Regions from separate parts of the Homo sapiens genome. Here region 2 is linked to region 1. A link is a loop called in an ENCODE intact Hi-C map of the cell type or tissue named here. Cell type or tissue: gastrocnemius medialis. All regions are shown on one strand. Links, peaks and the distances in the headings refer to the core of each region. The heading gives the core; the rest is flanking DNA.

The links. Peaks named below come from ENCODE experiments on the same cell type or tissue, not always from the same donor. Only the 100,000 strongest peaks of a DNase experiment are listed, where the experiment ranks them.
Region 2: a loop joins it to region 1, with 9 times the contacts of the local background. A loop is called at or near these places in 7 of 110 quality-filtered maps.

What each region holds. Positions count from the first base shown.
Region 1 is chr4:8,161,948-8,169,947 of GRCh38, forward strand. No RefSeq gene overlaps it. Among named protein-coding and RNA genes, the nearest start is that of ABLIM2, 7.1 kb to the left of the region's middle. In gastrocnemius medialis, for the core only: CTCF peaks have their summits at 3,618 and 6,493 (motif pointing left); DNase peaks (open chromatin) are centred at 1,354, 2,444, 3,734, 7,104 and 1 weaker place; H3K27ac peaks cover 7,223 bases.
Region 2 is chr4:8,062,095-8,072,399 of GRCh38, forward strand. All of the region lies in intron 6 of ABLIM2 (actin binding LIM protein family member 2), which reads right to left. Among named protein-coding and RNA genes, the nearest start is that of MIR95, 62 kb to the left of the region's middle. RefSeq lists an enhancer at 9,178-10,041. In gastrocnemius medialis, for the core only: no CTCF peak of the experiment used is centred there; DNase peaks (open chromatin) are centred at 5,657, 6,047, 7,207, 9,087 and 7 weaker places; H3K27ac peaks cover 8,000 bases.

The DNA.
Region 1 (8,000 bases), core at 1-8,000:
CTGGCCTCCCTGGGACGCGCTTTCAGGCACTCTGCTTTCTTTTGAGATTAGGAGACACTTAGAGGTGATGTGTCCACCTTTCCCCTGCTCTATGATGGGGTGCTCTGGGCTTCGGGGAGGACAGCAGTGTTATGGGGGTCTGCCAGGTGCCGGCCCAGGGCCAGCAGGAAGGTGACAGGCCCACAGGAGGCCAGAAGACAATGGTCAGAACCCCCAGTAGGACCCTGGGGGAAACAAGAGCACCCCCTCCTTCTGAGTGTCCTAACCACTATTATGGGATGTTGGTTGTTCCAGCGATGGAGGGAGCAGAATGCAGAGAGGGCAGCCCCAGGTCCGTGGCCTATCACACCCCAGGTCAAACCATCCGAAGCCAAATGCTGCTTCCCTGGGGCTCCAGGTTTACATGTGGGGTCCCGGACCCGCTGATAGAGGCAGCCATAAAAAAACAAAAAGGCAGCCAGGTGCGGTGGCTCATTCCTGTAATCCCAGCACTTTGGGAGGCCGAGGCTGGCAGATCACGAGGTCAGGAGTTCGAGACCAGCCTGGCCAACATGGAGAAACCCCATCTCTACTAAAAACACAAAAATTAGCCGGGCGTGGTGGTGCACGCCTGGAATCTCAGCTACTGGGGAGGCTGAGGCTGGAGAATTGCTTGAACCTGGGAGGCAGAGGTTGCAGTGAGCCGAGATCGTGCCATTGCACTCCAGCCTGGGTGACAGAGCGAGACTCTGTCCAAAAAAAAAAAAAAAAAAAAAAGAAATAACAAAAAGGCAATTCAACACAAACACGCACTTTCACAAATGTCTATTGAAAACAAAGCCAGGTGCTCGAGTGAAGAGCTGCGCCATGGCGTGTCTGGGGAATACTTTTCCTGCATGGCTGAGCTGGGTGAGGCTTCCTAAAATGTGAGTCCTGTGACCGCAGGTGGAGACTTGTTCTCTTCATGATAAATGCCCCCACCACAAGCACAGGCACCTGTCACTGCTCTATGACCTTTAAATTGCTTCAAAATTAGGATCATTTGTCCTGAAAAAGCTATTGCCCTTTCAGAGAGTGTGAAGCTCTCAGAAAGTGTAGAAGGACACATGCTGGGTGGGGTTGGGGGCTGAGGCAGACCCCACAGTGCCGGCCTCGCATGGACTGGGACAGGTGGGGCTGTGGGTTTCTTCAGGCTGGGCCAGGAGGGGCCAGGAGGGAGAGGGGCCAGCACCCCATGGGCTGGCAGCTGCTTTAGGGGGCAGGGGAGCCTTGATGGAGGGGTCCTGTCTAAGTCCCAGTGGGAGCAACTCCGGGCTGGCTCAGAGGTGGAGGGATGTGTGACACTGCACCCGAGAGCTCCCAGGGGCCAGGCCAGATGAGTCAAACAGTGACAGCCAGGACTGCTGTGTCCTTAGGGCTCTGCGCCAAGGCTCAGAGGACCCTATCATTGTCATCGTATCATCATCATCCCGATGTCACAGATGGGGAAACTGAGGGATTCACTTACCCAATTGAAAACTACGACCAAGTGGAGCAGGTAGGACGCACACCCAGGCCCTGCTGAAGAGAGAGCCCGTGGGCTTGGCTTCAGCCCCATGGCCCTCCGGAATCTGTCATCCCCTCCAGGGGGCATTCAAGAAGTCAAGGGATGAAGCTGGGAGTTGTGGGGTCCAGTGTGAGGTGCATGGCCAGGGGACCTGCTCCACTTGGCCCAAGCAATGCCAGGCCTGCTGCCCCCACCCTGGGCTGCTGGGAGTGCCGCATCTTCTCCCGGACAGCTCATGCTCACCCTCTGAACCTTGTTTTGAGATCCTCTCCTTGGATAAGCCTCCCTGGCCCTCTAGTGAAGTTGGGGGCCACCTCCACTCCCCCAGGGGGTCTCCAGCACAGAGGAGAGTGCCCACTGAACTGTGGGATCAGCAGGTACCCGCACTGCGGCTGCCACTCTCACTCAGCAATGGAAAGAGGTCAGACCCGCCTGAGCCCCTTTCCCACCGTCCTGACCTCTCCCTGGGTCTGCTGGGGTTTCCCACAAATTGCTTCTATGGAGAGCAGCACCGTGTGGCTGCGCTCACCTGGGGCCTGAGCTAGAAAGAAGGTGCCTGCTCTGGAAACCCAGCGGTACGGAAACGTTGCAAGTCAGAGACGCAGGGCAGCAGACAGAGCAGACGGCGTCCTGAGCCCATCAGGGGCTCTGCTCAGTAAGGGAGCCTCCAGGCTTTCTCTCACCAAAGCGGCAGGATTCCTTGTCCTTTCTTCATCTCTAAATACAGTCCAGGAATTGATTGACTTCACAGCCAAATGGAGAAACAAATGAAATATGATTTCATTGTGGGATCTTTCCAGCCGCTCAATAATTTAAAACCACGCCATACGAAACCAGGAGTAAAAATAGCATGTGACTCATGGCTTGGAGCCTATCTCTCAAGCACGGGTCCACACACCTGGATTCTCGCTAAGTCAGGCCCAGCCTCACCCTCGCATGCCCATGGCTTGCCTGATGCCTCCGGGTGGGTCAGGAGGGGAAGCGCAGCCCTGGGTTACACAGGTATCTGTTCTCCCTAACACCGGATCTATGCCACAGTTCCAGCTGCCCAGTTAACTCTGAGTGGTTTGTAGACTTGGCAATGCTTTGCCATCACAGAAAACTCACAAAAGATGGTTCATTACAAGTGATGGAAGGAAGTAGAATGTATAGGCCTGATTTGGGAATATGACCCACACCGTGCAAGGCTTGGATGTGGCTGGTCTTCTGAAAGCACTTCCTCCCATTAAACTTCATTCCTGTTCAGCAGAAACAGACGAGGACCGTCAGGAACACCTGGGAAGGAACGAGAATGGAAGAGCAGAGCAAGGGGCAAGGTCTGAGATGAGGTGCCGCCTCTATTCAGCACCTACTGCATGTCAGCCTCTGTGCTGGAAGTGAGATGAAGAAGCTCAGCTAGAGCAGGCAGGTGCATGAGTCAGCCGCGCTGCGGAACAGAGGACCGCAGGCTTTGCTGAAGGGGCTTGTAAAAGGGTAGGGCATCTCTCCCAGTGCCGGAGGCCGATCTCTTCATTCTGCCTCTGCTGTCACACAGCATTCTTCTGTGAATGTTCCCCTTCTGTTCTCATAAGGACACTGGTCCTAGGATGGAGGGCCCACCTTAATCCAATACTGTCTGACTTCATCTTAACCAGTCATGTCTTTGAAGACCTGATTTCCAAATAAGATCATATTCCTGGGGGCTAAATCTTGGGGTTAGGACTTCAACATATCTTTCTGGAAGGTACAGTGCACCCCACCAGAGGGGACCACCATTATTGGACCCCACAAGGGGCATGGTCTTCCAGATCTGTGGTCTGTGGGACCTGGGAGGAAAACTGCAGGTCTGAGGGCTCCCAGTTGGGGAGAAGAAATGGAAGCCCAGAGAGACAAAGTCACATGCAGCCAGGTCCCCAGGAGGCCAGAAGCCACAGTGCTCTCCCAGCCACCTGACCCTTGGTTGACAACCACACAGGCATACAGCCCTGCAGGGAACCCAGAAGGCAGCCATCCCTGACAGTGAGAGCAGCTCTTGTCCTGGGAAGGCAGATGGGTCCTGCCAGAAGCCTGGGCCTGGCCTTGTTGGCCTCACCGGCAAGCTCAAGCTTGCCCCCCAGCTGCTGATCAAGCAAGACATCGTGTCCCTTCTTAGCAACTTTGTCACCAGGCTGTGCTTCCCAGAGCTGCTGTGTGGGCATGGAAGGGATAAGGTTTCGAAGAAGCTTAATCAGGAGCCCTTGCCTGCATAACTTACAAAGTGCTTGTTCTGTGGGCCTCCCAATCGGGTGTTCCCTTGAGGTCATGGTGCTGAGTGTTACTCAGTCTGACAGACGAGACACTGTAGGCTCACCAAGGCTAAGAAATGTGCAGTCAGCTGGGAGGGGCTGGACCCGGCTCCCTGAGATGACCAGAGCAGAGCAGTCTCCACTAGAATTTCTTCTTTGGCTATGGCCAAGCTGCTTGGAGCAGGAATTGCATGGTTTGATGATAACACTAGTGGTTTGATAATAATAAAATGACTTTAAGTAAAGGAGATCACCCTCATCCAATCTGTTGAAGGCATTAAGAGCAAAAACAGTTTCCAGTGGAGAAGATCTGCCTCAAGACTATAGCACCGACTCCTGCCTGAGTTGCCTGCCTGCCCTGCAGATTTTGAACTTGTCAGCCCCCACAATACCATGAGAACATTCCTTAAAATAGAACCCTGTTTATCTATCAGTTGCCCTTTGTACCTGTCTGCTTACCTACCTACACACTCATTCATTCATCCGTTCATCCATCCACTCCCATCCATCCATCCACCCACCATCCATCCATCTACCACCCTTCACCCATACATTCATATATCTACCCATCTATCTACCCACCCATCCACCCATCCATCTATCCATTCATCCAGTCACCCAACCATCCATCCACCCATCCATCCACCACCCATCCACCTATCCATCCATTTACCTATCTGTTCATGCACTCACCCATCCAGCCATCCATCACCCAACCATCCATCCATCCATTCACCCACCATCCACCACCCATCCACCCATCCGTCCATTTACCCATCCATTCATCCACTCACCCGTACAGCCATCCATCCACCACTCATCCACCCATGTATCCATTCAGCCATCTATCTATCACCCATTCACCCATCCATGCATCCATCTATCTACCTACCCATCCACCACTCATCCACCCATCCATTCACCACCCATCCACCCATTCATCCGTCAGTCTGTCCATCCACCCATCCATCTACCACCCATCCACCCATCCATCCGTCTACCTATCTGTTCATCCACTCACACATACGGCCATCCATCTCCCACCCATTCACCCATCTATCCACCACTGATCCACTCATCCCTCCATCCATCTGTCCATCCACCTATACATCCACCACTCGTCCACCCGTTTATCCACCACTCATCTACCCATCCATCTACCCATCCATCCACCTACCATCCATCCATCCACCCACCCATTCACCATCCATTCACCTATCCATCCTTCCACCACCCATCCACCCATCCATCCATCTGCCACCCATCCACCATCCACCCACCATCCATCTGTTTCTATCAGTACTATTTCTCTGGAGAAGCCAGACTGATATACTTTCCAAATCTATAATTCCCTGGGCTCCCTGGCACCATGACTTGAAGGCCCCTGGCTGAGCTCAGCCTGTCCTAAGCTCCTCCCAGCTCCAGAAACGGCACCTGCTGCCACCCTATTGCTCTCCCTGACTCCTGAGAACCCCTCTGGGAGACTTCTCTTCCTGCTCCATCACATTAGTCCAACCCCAGGTCCTGCCTCCAAGTCCTTCCACAGCGTAGTTAGACACAAGTGCAGGCACCTTCTCCTGCTCTCTTTGCTCCTACTCCCCCCACCCCCATTCCTTCTCCTGCAGCCAGAGGGATTTGCTAAATGAAAGCTAATTCCACTCCATCACACCCCTGCCTGCCAGGGGCCTCCCTCTCCTCCTCTGCCTGGCCAAATTCTCTTCACTCTTTAAGGATCAGCCCAGGCATCGTCTCCTCCTAGAAGTCCTCCCTGGCCCCTGGCTAAATTGTGCAAACCCCCGGTTTCCATGAGTCCTGGGACTTCCTCTTTTACAGGCTGGTCACTTGGGATTGTCATTGATTGTTTCCTTGTCTGTGTCCCTAACTAAACAGTGAGCTTTGAGTACTATGAGCTTCTCTGAGGAAAGCTGAGATTTAAAAGGGCCAAGGTAATGGGACAGGTAAAGGATGGGTCGAGAAAATCCAGGAAGGCCTGCGTGTTTTACTTGACTTTTTGATTGCAGTACCTGGAACATTAAAAATTGAATGCTTTTATCCTATCTTGTTCTAAAGAGTATATGGGGCTTCTTACAAAGGAAGCCTTACTATAGAAAGATCTTTTTAAAAGCTGGTAAGAAAACTAGAGTTAAGGAAAACTACATAGATTAGGAGGAAGTTGGGGCTGAGGTCAAGCCCTGGAATCTCTGCCGTGGGTGGTGACACAGCCCAGGGCAGCCCCTCCTTCCTCTCTGTACTGCCCAGCAGCCCCAGCAGAGAGAGGAACAGGGTCAGTTACATAATTCTCTGTGTCCACAGGATTAGAAGAATTGCTGAGAAGAAGCATGCTTCCCAACTCTGAGACTTGAAGAACCTGCCTCTCTAGGTCCTGTGGGGTGAGGCCAGTCTGGCTTCCCCCACAGCCCACAGCCAACACAGCGTGCATCTCAGAGCACTCCTTCTCCTAACCATCCCTTCCTTCCTGTCCCTTTTTGTCACTGGATGCAGAGACCAGGGGACTTACTGTGCATACAGTAGGTGATGAGCAACCATCTAAAAGGAACCTAGTTGTATAATGAAGTGGTATTTTTAACATAAAAGTTACCTATAATTTCATGGAGAAAATATGTGATCATCTACATTTCTCAGGATGCCAAGGCAAATGAGCTTTTTTTTTTTGATTTTGCTGCCCCCTGATGGCAGAGTACCCTAATTGCAGGCATACTATCAAGGATCAGAAGTCCCCTCCATCCCACCAGTGACACCCAGACTGTGAAAAGTGGGCAGACACTGCCCTCATCAAAGATCACCCAAACATCTGCCTTTGGCCAACACAAAGAGACAGACGGGAAGGGGTAGTTTCATGTAAGATCTTTAACCACCCTCCCTTCCTGATTTCTGAGGTCTTGGGTCCAGAGGCTGTGCAGGCTTATAACTGTGATCGCATTAAGCATATGAGTGTGGAGAAGGTGAGGCAGCCAGTCAGACACGCTGTAGTCTCTGTTTTTGGGTGGGTTGTTTACTTCACTCCCATTTCCCCTGCTCCCTGCTTTCTTGTAGCACCGCAGTTTTTTGTGCAGGAGCCACAACACCTACCCATGCAGTCCATGGACTTCTCAGTAAGTGAGAGTAAGTGAGCTGGACTCCACATCCAGCTCAGAAGGTTTTAATGAGTCTAAGGATGACCCCATCTCTGGAGACAGACAGGCTACATTAGTCAACATCCCTGGACACAAAGATTTGCTCCAGGAAAGGCATATGACCCAATTCGGCTCAATGGGGTGTGGTAGGTGGCTTGCTAAGAAAGGCTGGAAAGGGCATCTCCTGACCTTCAGGAGAGAGTTTGGAAGCTGCCCTCTCTCCTGCTCTGCATATTGCAGTGTGGGATGTATGCCAGGGACAGCTTGGGCAATTTTGTCTCCATGTGGGAAGTGAGCCTGAGAGTGAACCCAATTGTAAAGAAGTGGTCTCAGAGCCCCTGGATCAAGCCAGTCCTGAGGCCCACCTACCTATGGACTTCCCAGTCCATGAGCCAAGGAAGACTTTTTCATTTGAGCCACGTGGACTTGAGTACTTTATTATTTATAACACTCCACGAAGCCCCAAGTCATCAGTGTTTGTGATGTCACTGAAATGAATGCCAGTGGGCTTAAGTGTCCTTGGCATGGTCTCCCTCAAAATACCATGGCATTTGGTTTGCTTTTGGTTTAGAACACTGCAGGGGGCCCTCACCCCTCACCTGCTCCCTGGTCTGGCGGTTTGTGCTCGGGGGATTCCTGAGAGCCTCTGGCTTCCCTGACCCCTCTTCAGAGGTGGAAGGAAAGATGACACCTCTCAACTCTACTTCAGGCAAGACTCAGGAAGAAAGGTATCTCCGCCTTGTGTGAGGGAGCCTCCTTAGCATCCGCCTCGCTGAAAGATGGAGGAGAAATATGTCCAGTACCGAATGTTCCCAAGGCCCCCCATTCCTCACACAATGCAGGCTGGCAAAAAGTCTTGCAGGCCATGATCAGGACTTATTTACTAATGAAAATTGATAGTATTGTCTATGCAGCCTCCTGGGGAGGGGGCTCATACCAAATGTCCCATTTTGCAGCAAAGATAGTGAGATAATGAGCTCCTGACCATGGGGCTCACTTGTCCTTCCACACACCCCATCTCAGGACAGCTGCCGGGTGCTAGAATGACCCACCCAAGGCTCAGCCTTCTGAGCTGTG
Region 2 (10,305 bases), core at 2,306-10,305, 98 kb before region 1:
CCTCCACTGGAGCAGCCCTCCCACACTCCCACCCCTGCCACCCTGACTGCTATCTCATCCCACCTGCCACCTCCACTCGGGAGCTTTCTCTGAACCCTTCCCCAATCTGGGCATTCACAGCCCCATTTCCACACTGTTCAGGGATTACTTGGGTGTATTCTTCCCCACTAGATGGCCAGTCTCTCAAGCGCAGGGCCTGGCACCTGGGCCACGTCAGGGAGTACCAGGTGCAGGGATCTCTCTGGATAGCAGGTCACACCACAGCATCTGGCCCCAGAATGTGGGTGAAACAATCATTTCGCTGATCACAATTATTCAAATGCCCAGTGGTCTGGGTAGCACTCTTTTTTTTTTTTTTTGAGACGGAGTCTCACTCTGTCGCCCTGGCTGGATGGAGTGCAGTGGCGCGATCTTGGATCACTGCAAGCTCTGCCCCCCAGGTTCACACCATTCTCCTGCCTCAGCCTCCGAGTAGCTGGGACTACAGACCCCCACCACCACGCCTGGCTAATTTTTTTGTATTTTTAGTAGAGACGGGGTTTCACTGTGTTAGCCAGGATGGTCTCGATCTCCTGACCTCGTGATCCGCCCGCCTCAGCCTCCCAAAGTGTTGGGATTACAGGCATGAGCCACCACGCCCGGCCTGGTCTGAGTAGCACTCTTAAGTGTAAATCAGAGATTGAGACAGCTCTGTATTTTTAAAAATAAAAGTCACCAGGTATCAACGTCACAGTTGTCAACTGCTGGCTCACTGCATTCATAATGAGTATTCCTGAGTTTGTGGCCTGTGACCTGTCCTCACACCTGCTTAAATCCAGGTGCCCCCACTTCACACTGACTTCCTCTAACAGCAGGAGTTCTGTGACAGCCACAGGGGACAGAAAGCAACCCTGCAGGGCAAACAAACCCTGCTGTCTACACAGCATGTCTACATGGCACGTCCACATGTGAATCAAGGGAGAACACTGCTGGGACAGCTTCTTTTTTTTGAGACAGAGTCTCGCTCTGTTGCCCAGGCTGGAGTGCAGTGGTGCAATCTCAGCTCACTGCAACCTCTGCCTCCCGGGTTCAAGTGATTCTCCTGCCTCAGCCTCCCGAGTAGCTGGGACTGCAGGCACACGCCACCACGCCCAGCTAATTTTTGTATTTTTAGTAGAGATGGGGTTTCACCATTGTTGGCCAGGATGGTCTCAATCTCTTGACCTTGTGATCTGCCCCCCTTGGCTTCCCAAAGTGCTGAGATTATAGGCGTGAGCCACCGTGTCCAGCCTTCTGGGACAGTTTCTAAGACGATGGGCTTGAGCCCTCCACAGCAGCAGTGGCTATGGTCTCCACAGCTCGGGCCAAGAAGCCTGTTACACACATTAACTTGTCAAGTCCTTGCAGCAGTGCTATGGGTATATTATTACTCTCACTGACCATAACAGGCACAGAGAGGTGGAAGAGCTTGAGCAAGGTCACACAGCAGCAGGTGGTAGAGCTGCGGTTACAGTCCAGGAGCCTGGCCCCCGAGTGCAGAGCTTAAGCCCATGCCCAGGCCTGGCAGGCACTCAACCCCCAGCCTGGCTGTCCGCAAGTCCTGGTACAGATCTCAGGTCTGGGGTGTGCACCCCCTGCTCACATGCTCACTGCTAAGGCTTGAATGTTTGTCCCTGTTAGATACAGTTATGTTCCCTCTTCAAACAGCTTATCCAGTTTCCCCATTCTCTGTACTATAATTCCAAATACCCCCCTTGCCTTTGCTGTGCCCCAACTTGTCTGAATAAGCCTAGGCATGCCTGGACTTGCTACAGCCCCAGTCCACATTCCTTTCGTTACCAGGGAATAAGTTACCTTCCTAGTCGCTCCATAAATGACCCCCTTTCTCTCTCTTCTCACCTCCCTTACATGCCTACCTTATCTAAGAAAGTTTAAATGTTTAGCCCATTGGGACTAGTTTAGACTGTGCAGTCCGATCCTAGCCAATAGAGGAAAGACACAGAAGCAGAAGCTGCGTTAGAGATAATAAAAACCCTGATTTCCTTTGTTCTGTGTGCTCTCGCCATTGCTCCACAAGCGAGACATGCTCTTCTGCAGAAATAAATTTGCCTTGCTGAGAAACCCTTTGTCCTTTGTCCAGTGCTCATTCTTCTTTGTGGCACCGAGCATTTGTTTTCAACATCCCCTTCAAAACTCATGTTGAAATCTAATCACCTGTGTGGCAGTATTGAGAGGGGGGCCCTTAAGAGGGGAGCAGACCGTGAAGGTCCTGCCATCAGGATGGACTGATACATTCATGGATTAACAGGCCATCATGGGAACAGGACGGGTGGCTCTGAAGACAGGAGGAAAGCTCTGAGCCAGCCAGCATGCTCGGCCCCTCACCATGGGACTCTGCAGAAAGTTCCCAACAGCCACAGGATGTGCCCCCTTCACGCTGGACTTCACAGCCTCCATCACTTTAGGAAATCCATCCTTTTCTTTATAAATTCCCCAGGAGTTTCAGGTATTCTGTTACATGTCACAGGAGTGAACTAACACACGCCGCACCCTCGTGTCCTGAACGAACAACATGGAGGATGCTGGTGAACTGATCCAAGCCAAGAAGTCGGACACAAGAGAACAGGCCCCAGGTTTAGGATGTTCAAAACCAGGCAAAGCGATCTACCTGGCTAGGGTGCCCTTGGGGACTCACGGGGGAGTCTGGGGCACCAGACCTGTTCTCTTTCTTGACTCGGTACTGGTTCCATGGGTGTGTCCAGTTTGTAAAAATGTACCAAGATGCACAGGTATAATTCACGCACCCCTCTGTGTGTATTACATGCCAACAAAGCAAAGACCTAAACGCAAGAGCTAAAACTGAAAAACGATTAGAAGAAAACATGCTGTTAAGAGGACAGGTGCAGTGGCTCACACCTGTAATCCAAGTGCTCTCAGAGGTCAAGGCAAGAGGATCACTTGAGGCCAGGAGTTCAAGACCAGCCTGGGCAACATAGTGAGACATGGTCTCTACAAAAAAAATTGAAAAATTAGCCAGGCATGGTGGCTTGCACCTGTAGTCCCAGCTACTCAGGAGGCTGAGGTGGGAGGATACTTTGAGCTCAGGAGCTCTAAGTTACAGTGAGCTCTGATCATGCCACTGCACTCCAGCCTGGATGACAGAGTGAAACCCAGACTCTTACAGAAACGTTTTAAAAAGGTGGGCAAAGGACCTGAATAGACACTTCTTCAATGAAAATATACAAATGGCCAACTGGTACATGAAAAGATGCTCAACATCCTTGTCATTAAGAAATTGCAAATCAAAACCATAGGAGACACCACTTCATACCCATGAGGGTAGCTACAATAATAACAACACAGAAAGGAAAAGAAAAGGTGTTGGTGAGGATGTCAAGACACAGGAGCCCTCGTGCGCTGCTGATGGAAACACAAAACAGTGCAGCTACTGTGGAAGACAGTGTATTGGTTTTTCAAGAAGTTAAACACAGAATTACCAGGAGCCAGGAAATTCACTCTTTGGCATTTAAAGAAAATGAAGAGAAAAGAACAAGAGAAATGAAAACTTGGCTGGGCACAGTGGCTCAAGCCTGTAATCCCAGCACTTTGGAAGGCTAAGATGGGCAGATCACCAGAGGTCAGGAGTTTGAGACCAGCTTGACCAACATGGTGAAACGCCATCTCTACTAAAAATACAAAAATTAGCTAGGCTTGGTGGCGGGTGCCTGTAATCCCAGCTACTCAGGAGGCTGAGACAGGAGAATTGCTTGAACTTGGGAGGCGGAGGTTGCAGTGAGCTGAGATCGCGCCACTGTACTCCAGCCTAAGCAACAGTGCAAGACTCCAGAAAGAAGGAAAGGAAGGAAAGAAGGGAATGGAAGGGAAGGAAAGGGAATGGAGGGGAGGGGAGGGCAGGGGAGGGGAGGGAGAAAGGAGGGAGGGAGGGGGCCGGGTGCGGTGGCTCATGCCCGTAATCCCAGCACTTTGGGAGGCTGAGGCGGGCGGATCATGAGGTCAGGAGATGGAGACCATCCTGGCTAACACGGTGAAACCCTGTCTCTACTAAAAAAAAATTACAAAAAATTAGCTGGGCATGGTGGCAGGTGTCTGTAGTCCCAGCTAATCAGGAGGCTGAGGCAGGAGAATGGCGTGAACCCGGGAGGCAGAGCTTGCAGTGAGCCGAGATAGCGCCAGTGCACTCCAGCCTGGGCAACAGAGAGAGACTATGTCTCAAAAAAAAAAAAAAAAGAAAAAAGAAAGGAGGGAGGGAGAGAGGGAGGGAGGGAGGGAAGGAAGGAAGGAAGGAAGGAAGGAAGGAAGGAAGGAAGGAAGGAAGGAAGGAAGGAAGGAAGGAAGGGAGGGGTGGTTCCACATAAAAACCTGTACATGATGTTCACAGAAGCATTCTATATAACAGCGAAAGGATAGAAACAGCCCCGGTGTCCATCGTGGATGAAGAAATAGTGGCGTATCTATGCCAGGGAGTATTATTCAGCCACAGACAGGAATGAAAGCACTGATCCTGCTACAACATGGATGAACTCTGAAAACGTGTGCAGTGAAAGATGCCAGACGCAAAGCCACGGGGTAGAGGATTCCTTCACTATGGAAAATCCGGAGCAGGCAAATCCATGGAGACAGAAAGCAGGTGAGTGGCTGCCAGAGGCTGGGGGAGGAGGGAATGGGGAGTAACTGCCTAGTGGGGGTGAGGTTTCCTCTCGGGGTGACGAAAAAGTTTTGGAACTAGAGAGAACTGGAAGTTGCATGATATTGTGAATGCACCAAATGCCACCGAACATTTTAAATGGTTAATTGTACGTTACGTGAATGTCACCTCAACTTTTTAAAGAAGAGCTGATCCCCAAATGGCCAACTTTTGAATGACCAACCACATACCAAGCATTGTGTCAGGTGCTCTGCCTGCCTCAAGTTCATCCTCACAGCAGCCCCTTGGGGTGAACACTCTTGTCTATCCTTGTTTTCCAGAGGAGGAGGTCGAGGCTCAGAGAGGCGAGGGGGGCCTACCCAAGGCCATGTCATTGAGAGAATGAGGAGCCAGGATCCAAAGAAGGCAGGCTGGATGCTACCTCCTGGGAAGACTCCATGGGCCATGGGGACAATCGGGGACATTTGTGGCTGAGCCCCTGCAGGTCCGGGGCCTCAGAGCACGGAATTAACTGCATCCTCAGCTCACCGGCTCCCTGTCAACAGCCCTCCTCCCACACCCAACGCACAGACACAGGAAAAGGAAGGGTCGCAGAGCTCCTAGTGAGCTGGGGGCAGAGACGGAAGCCTTCCACGCTGTACACGCCACGGCCTGGCCCATGGCACAGAGGAGCAGCCTGGGGTCTGAGAAGTCACACAGCAGAGTTAGAGCCAAGTCTGAGCCAGTGCCAGCTCTGCACCCTTTCCAGTGATGGCACAGCCGCGTGGCCAGGGGCAGCCGGCACCCTCACTCACAGTTCGGGCCACTCATAAAGTATGAGAGTCAACAGCCAAACCCTTACATTTTAAGGACGCTCCATGTTCTGGAACAATCCACCCATGGTGGAGGGGCAGGGCTGGAGGGCCTGTGTCTTCAGGCTCTGAGGAACACCACGGGGCCGTCAAGTGGACGGAGCAAATGTGCCTGCCGGTGCTCAGGCCTGTCCCAGGCTCGTGGCCAAAGCCATGGAGGTGACAGATTCCAGCCTGAGATTCTCTCTTCCTGGCTGTGTGACTCAGGCCCTGTGTCACGTGCTGGGGTTCAGTGTCCCCGTGTATAAGATGGAGAGGACTGTCCCTCCCTCTCAGGCTGGGGTAGTATAACCGGGCTCTGTGATTCCAGAGGACATTTAGCTGGAAGGTACCGGCATGGCACAGGTCACCCCCTCCCTACCCCATACTTCCTGCTGAGAACCAGTGGGTCACAGGCGGCCATCGATGGGCTGATGGAGTCAAAAATTAGAAGTGTCCTCATTCCCTGTGTCACCTCCTGTTGTCATTCCCATTCTCTCATAGTGACTGGGGCGTCCCAGTCATCGGTACAGTGGCCACATCCTCCCAATTGCCACCCGAGGAGTGCCTGAAACCTCGGCCGCTGGTTGTTCCAGTGGGCGCACGGCTCCCCAGGCAGGCGGAAGTCCCACCCTCGCCCGCGTGGGGCTCATGATGGCTCGGATTTCAAAATATATGAGCAACTGAAAGACTTTGCAGTGAGTGGTTTTAGGAAGACATCTTGTGCCTTCTGAAGGGTGGCTGTCATCTTTAATAAGGCAGAACGAGGTGCCAGGGAAGCACACCCACAGCCTGTGGTGGCTCAGGGTGACCACAGGTCCTCAGCCAGTGCTGGGTCAGAGGGCAGCGGTTTAAGGGACGTCCCCACTGTGACGTGCAGAATAGGGCCAGCAGGACAGAGGTGTGGCAAAGCTGTCCCGCCTCCAGAAACCCCTCCTGTCCCAGCAGAGGAGAGCTAGTGGTCCCCCGTCTTTGGGCTTCTGGAGAATGGATCAGCCCTCTCTGCCATGAGCCCCTCACACCTGAGGCAGGAGGCCCCTTTCCTCCCTGAATCCAACCACGGAATCCGGGTGCAAAGGCCTCCTCTGCCCACTGGAGAGCTGCCACACTTCCCCTTGCTTCTTCCCCGCTGCGGGCTCCCGCTCAGCCGAGGGCCAGGGCTGGGCCTGCGGGCTGCACCTCCCTGCAGCAGGCAGCTCCCAGCAGCTGCTCCTCACAGTCATCGGCCCAGTTCAGAGCTCTAGTTTCCTTTCTGAACTTCCAGAACTGAGTCCAGGTCTTAAAAGACCTAATCACCATGATGCACAAACAAAATGAAATTTACAAAGAAACAAATGAAAGCTGTGAGCAGGGGATCCCCCTGGGGGTGTTTGGCGGCCAGGACAGAATCCCCAGAATCCCCAGGGGCCACTGCATCCCAGAAAGAAGGGCCCCACTCTGAGCAGTGCCCAGCAAGGCCCCTTGAGATCTGGGCCCTCCCCAGACCTTCCACACCCTCTGGAACACAGCTCCTCTTGGCCCCAGGCCTGTCTAGCACACTCACTCCTGGCCCCACTGCCTCTTCCTCTCTACCCAGCTCCCGTTAAGGCGTGAGCCTCAGGAGCGCTTGGCCCAGCGGCCTCATTCTCTGCTGTACCCCGGCGTCCCCTCCAGCAGTGGCACTGGCAGACGAGCCGTCCAGTGGGGACGTTCTGAACAAGGCAACACGGTGCCCAGGAGGCCAGCCTGAGCGGCCCTAGAGGACCAGAGAACTTGACTAAGTTTGGGAAAGGCTAGGGCAGAATCCCGCCTGTGGATGTTCACACGCACTGCAGCGTGTCCAGGCTCGGAGGGTCCCACCACGAAGACAGTGATGAGCACATTGCCCGGGGACCAGGGGACGCAAGGGAGGACACGACAGGCCAGCGTGGAAGGGTAGGACCAGGGGCTCTGATGCGCTGCCGGCATGAGGCAAGGCAGGAAGGCAGAGATGCGGCAAAGGGTGTGTGCGCATGTGCGTGTCTGTGTGTCTCTGTGTTTTGCCTGGTGTCTGTGTGGATGTCTTTCCGTGTGTCTGTGTGTGCATCGTGTGTGCTGTCTTGGTTGTCTGTGTGCATTTCTGTGTGTCTCTGTGTGTGTTTGTGTGTTGTCTGTGTGTTGCTATGTGCAGTCTCTGTGTCCATGTGTCCTTGTGTTGTCTGTGTACGTTTCGGTGTGTCCATGCATGTTGTCTGTGTCTCTCCGTGTGCTTGTGTGTCTCTATGTGTTGTCTGTGTGTACGTGTCTGTGGGTGCCGTGTGTGTTTTCTGTGTGTCTGCGTTGTCGATGTCTGTGTCCCTGTGTTTATGTTGGTTGTGTGTGTCATGTGTTTCTTTCTGTGTGTTTATTTCCATGTGTGTTGTTTGTGTGCCTAAGCGTGCTGTCTGCACGTCTTGTATGTGTATGTGATCTGTGTGTCCTTTTGTGTGTTTGTGTGTGTCTATGTGCTTTGTGTGTGTATGTATCTGTGTATCTGAGTGTGTCTGTGTCATCTGTGTCTTTCTGTGTGTTTGTGTGTCTGCATGTGTCTATGTATGTCTACAATCTGTGTCTGTGTGTGTACGTCTGTGTGTGTATGTGTGTGGCCTGTGTGTCTGTCTGTGCTGTGTCTGTCTTGTGTGTGTGACCGCGTGTGTCTGTGTTTTGTCCTGTGTCTCTGTGTCCACGTGTGTTGTCTGTGGGTTGTGCATGTGTGTGTATATCTCGTGTGTGTCTGTGGATGTGTGTATCTGCACGTGTGCAAAATCTGAAAGGATGACTTCTAGATGCCAGCAGTAGTTAGCTGTGGGGGTGGCACTATGAATGTTTTGGCTTATTTTATGATAAACAGGTATTCCTTTTGAGTGAGAGAAGTTGGGGACTTGAGAAGTCGCTATCACCTCTACCCATCAGAAATGCTGTATTTATTTGGAAACACGGTTTGTTTTCTCCCAGTGACGAGAGTCATCCGTGCTTCCTGCCCCAAGACAGACAGGAGGAAGCAAAGAACAAATGTCCCGCAATTGCAAGAATGATGTTCAACTGGTCCCTGACCCAGGGCAGAGAGAGCCTCGGCACCCCCTTTCCTGCCAGCCTCCCCTGTGGCAGGGATCTGTCACCTGCGTCTCTGTGAACCCAGCATCTAGCCCAGGGTGGAACACACAGTGAGGCCAGGAAGGGTCTAGAAGGGAGTGGTTGACTGGGGAAGGAAAGAGAGGAGGGGCAGAGGGAGGGAAGGAGGAGGGGAGGAGTAAAGGGAGGAGGAATTGATTCGCAGAACCAGGGGGACGCTGGGCTTCTTGTTACCGGGGAGACGGCCCCTGCACAGACTGCACGAGGCACACCGGTCCAGACCTCAGCCCTGACAGGGTTAACAGAGGGTGGGGCTGGAAACAGGCACCCCCACTCCCGCCCACCTCTTCAGGAGGTGTTGACAGGGCGAGGGAGGGATGGGGTTCCTGGAAGGTGGGGCTCTGAACACATGGCCAGTGGCTTCTCCTCATCCACACCTCCTCCCTTTATGCAGCCCTGGTCTAGAGGCTGGTCACACCGCTGTCCCCGTGGATTCGCCAGCTGAGTCCCAGCTCCCTCTGTGGGGGCAGCGCCATCCGTCCCCAGCAGCTGGCTCTGCCACAGTTGCTGCCAGGCGCCACCCACCTCTGCTGCCCCAGCCCAGTGCCTCCCCCATCCCTAGCCAGCCATCCCGGCCCAGGAGTGGGACACAGATATCAGCCCCTCCCATGCCCCCACAGGACCCCAGCAAGGAGCCGGCTCATCAGGACAGACACCCAGAGATGGGTGGGATGCAGGCCAACATGCATGAGGGTGCTGCACGTTTAGGAGAAACTGAGGGAGAGACGGGGAAGGAAAACCCCACTGTCACCACCAAATGCACATTTCGCGGGCAGGCGGGCACTGCGGGCGCCAGCACTTAGGATGGCACCATGCCCACCACACGCAGACACAGCACAGGCGAGGGCTCGGCTGGCAGTGGGAGCCTGGGATGCTCTGTGCTTGGGTCCTGCAGAGGGAAGCCAGGGGCACTGCCAAGCGCCTTAGGGGGCAAAACGGGGGTGGGGGAACAGGTGGCTCCGAGGTCTCACACCTGACTGCTCTGTCCCCAAAAACCCACCCACCCGCAGCCCCTCCTGGCCCCTGTGAGCCCCCATCAGCCCCTTGGAGTTGCGGGCCAGGTTTCCTACCTGCACAGCTTCTGGGCACCAGAGCCCAGTCTGACGGCCCTGCTTGAGTGCCGTGCTCCCTGGAACGTGTGCCTGCGAGGGTGGACACCCTCACCTTCAGCCAACAGTCTGTCACCTGCTCCTGCTGCGCCCTGGGAGTCCACTGTCACCCAGCGGGGCACCGGCACACTGGGCCGAGCATCAGGCAGTGCCACCGCGGCGGCGGCAGCTCCCCTTCTGCGGAGCCAGGCTTGTCCCCGCCCGCAGTTCCCACCTTGCACCCGGGGAGGATGCTCAGAGCTGTGCAGAGCCCGCCGACTCAGCCACGCCGCCACAGACTCGCCTCCCCGGCAGAGGCGAAAACAAAAGCATTAATCTTCCCCAGGAGGCCCTTTCTCCTCCACAGCAGAGGAGGAGGAAAAAACCCAGACCTGTTTTGCTCCTGTTCCTCGAATTAGGATGGTTCCTTCCCGATGAACCAGGGCGCACCCCAAATTCTGTATTTGGCATTAAATATCAGGGATGCTTACATTGCAGACATGGGACGCTTGCCTCCCAATCCATCAAGGGGAGGGGGGGCTGCCTGATGAAACCCACTTTGCTCGCCCAGTGCGGAGCGTGCCTGAGGCAGAGCAGCCCCAGTTTGGGTGGG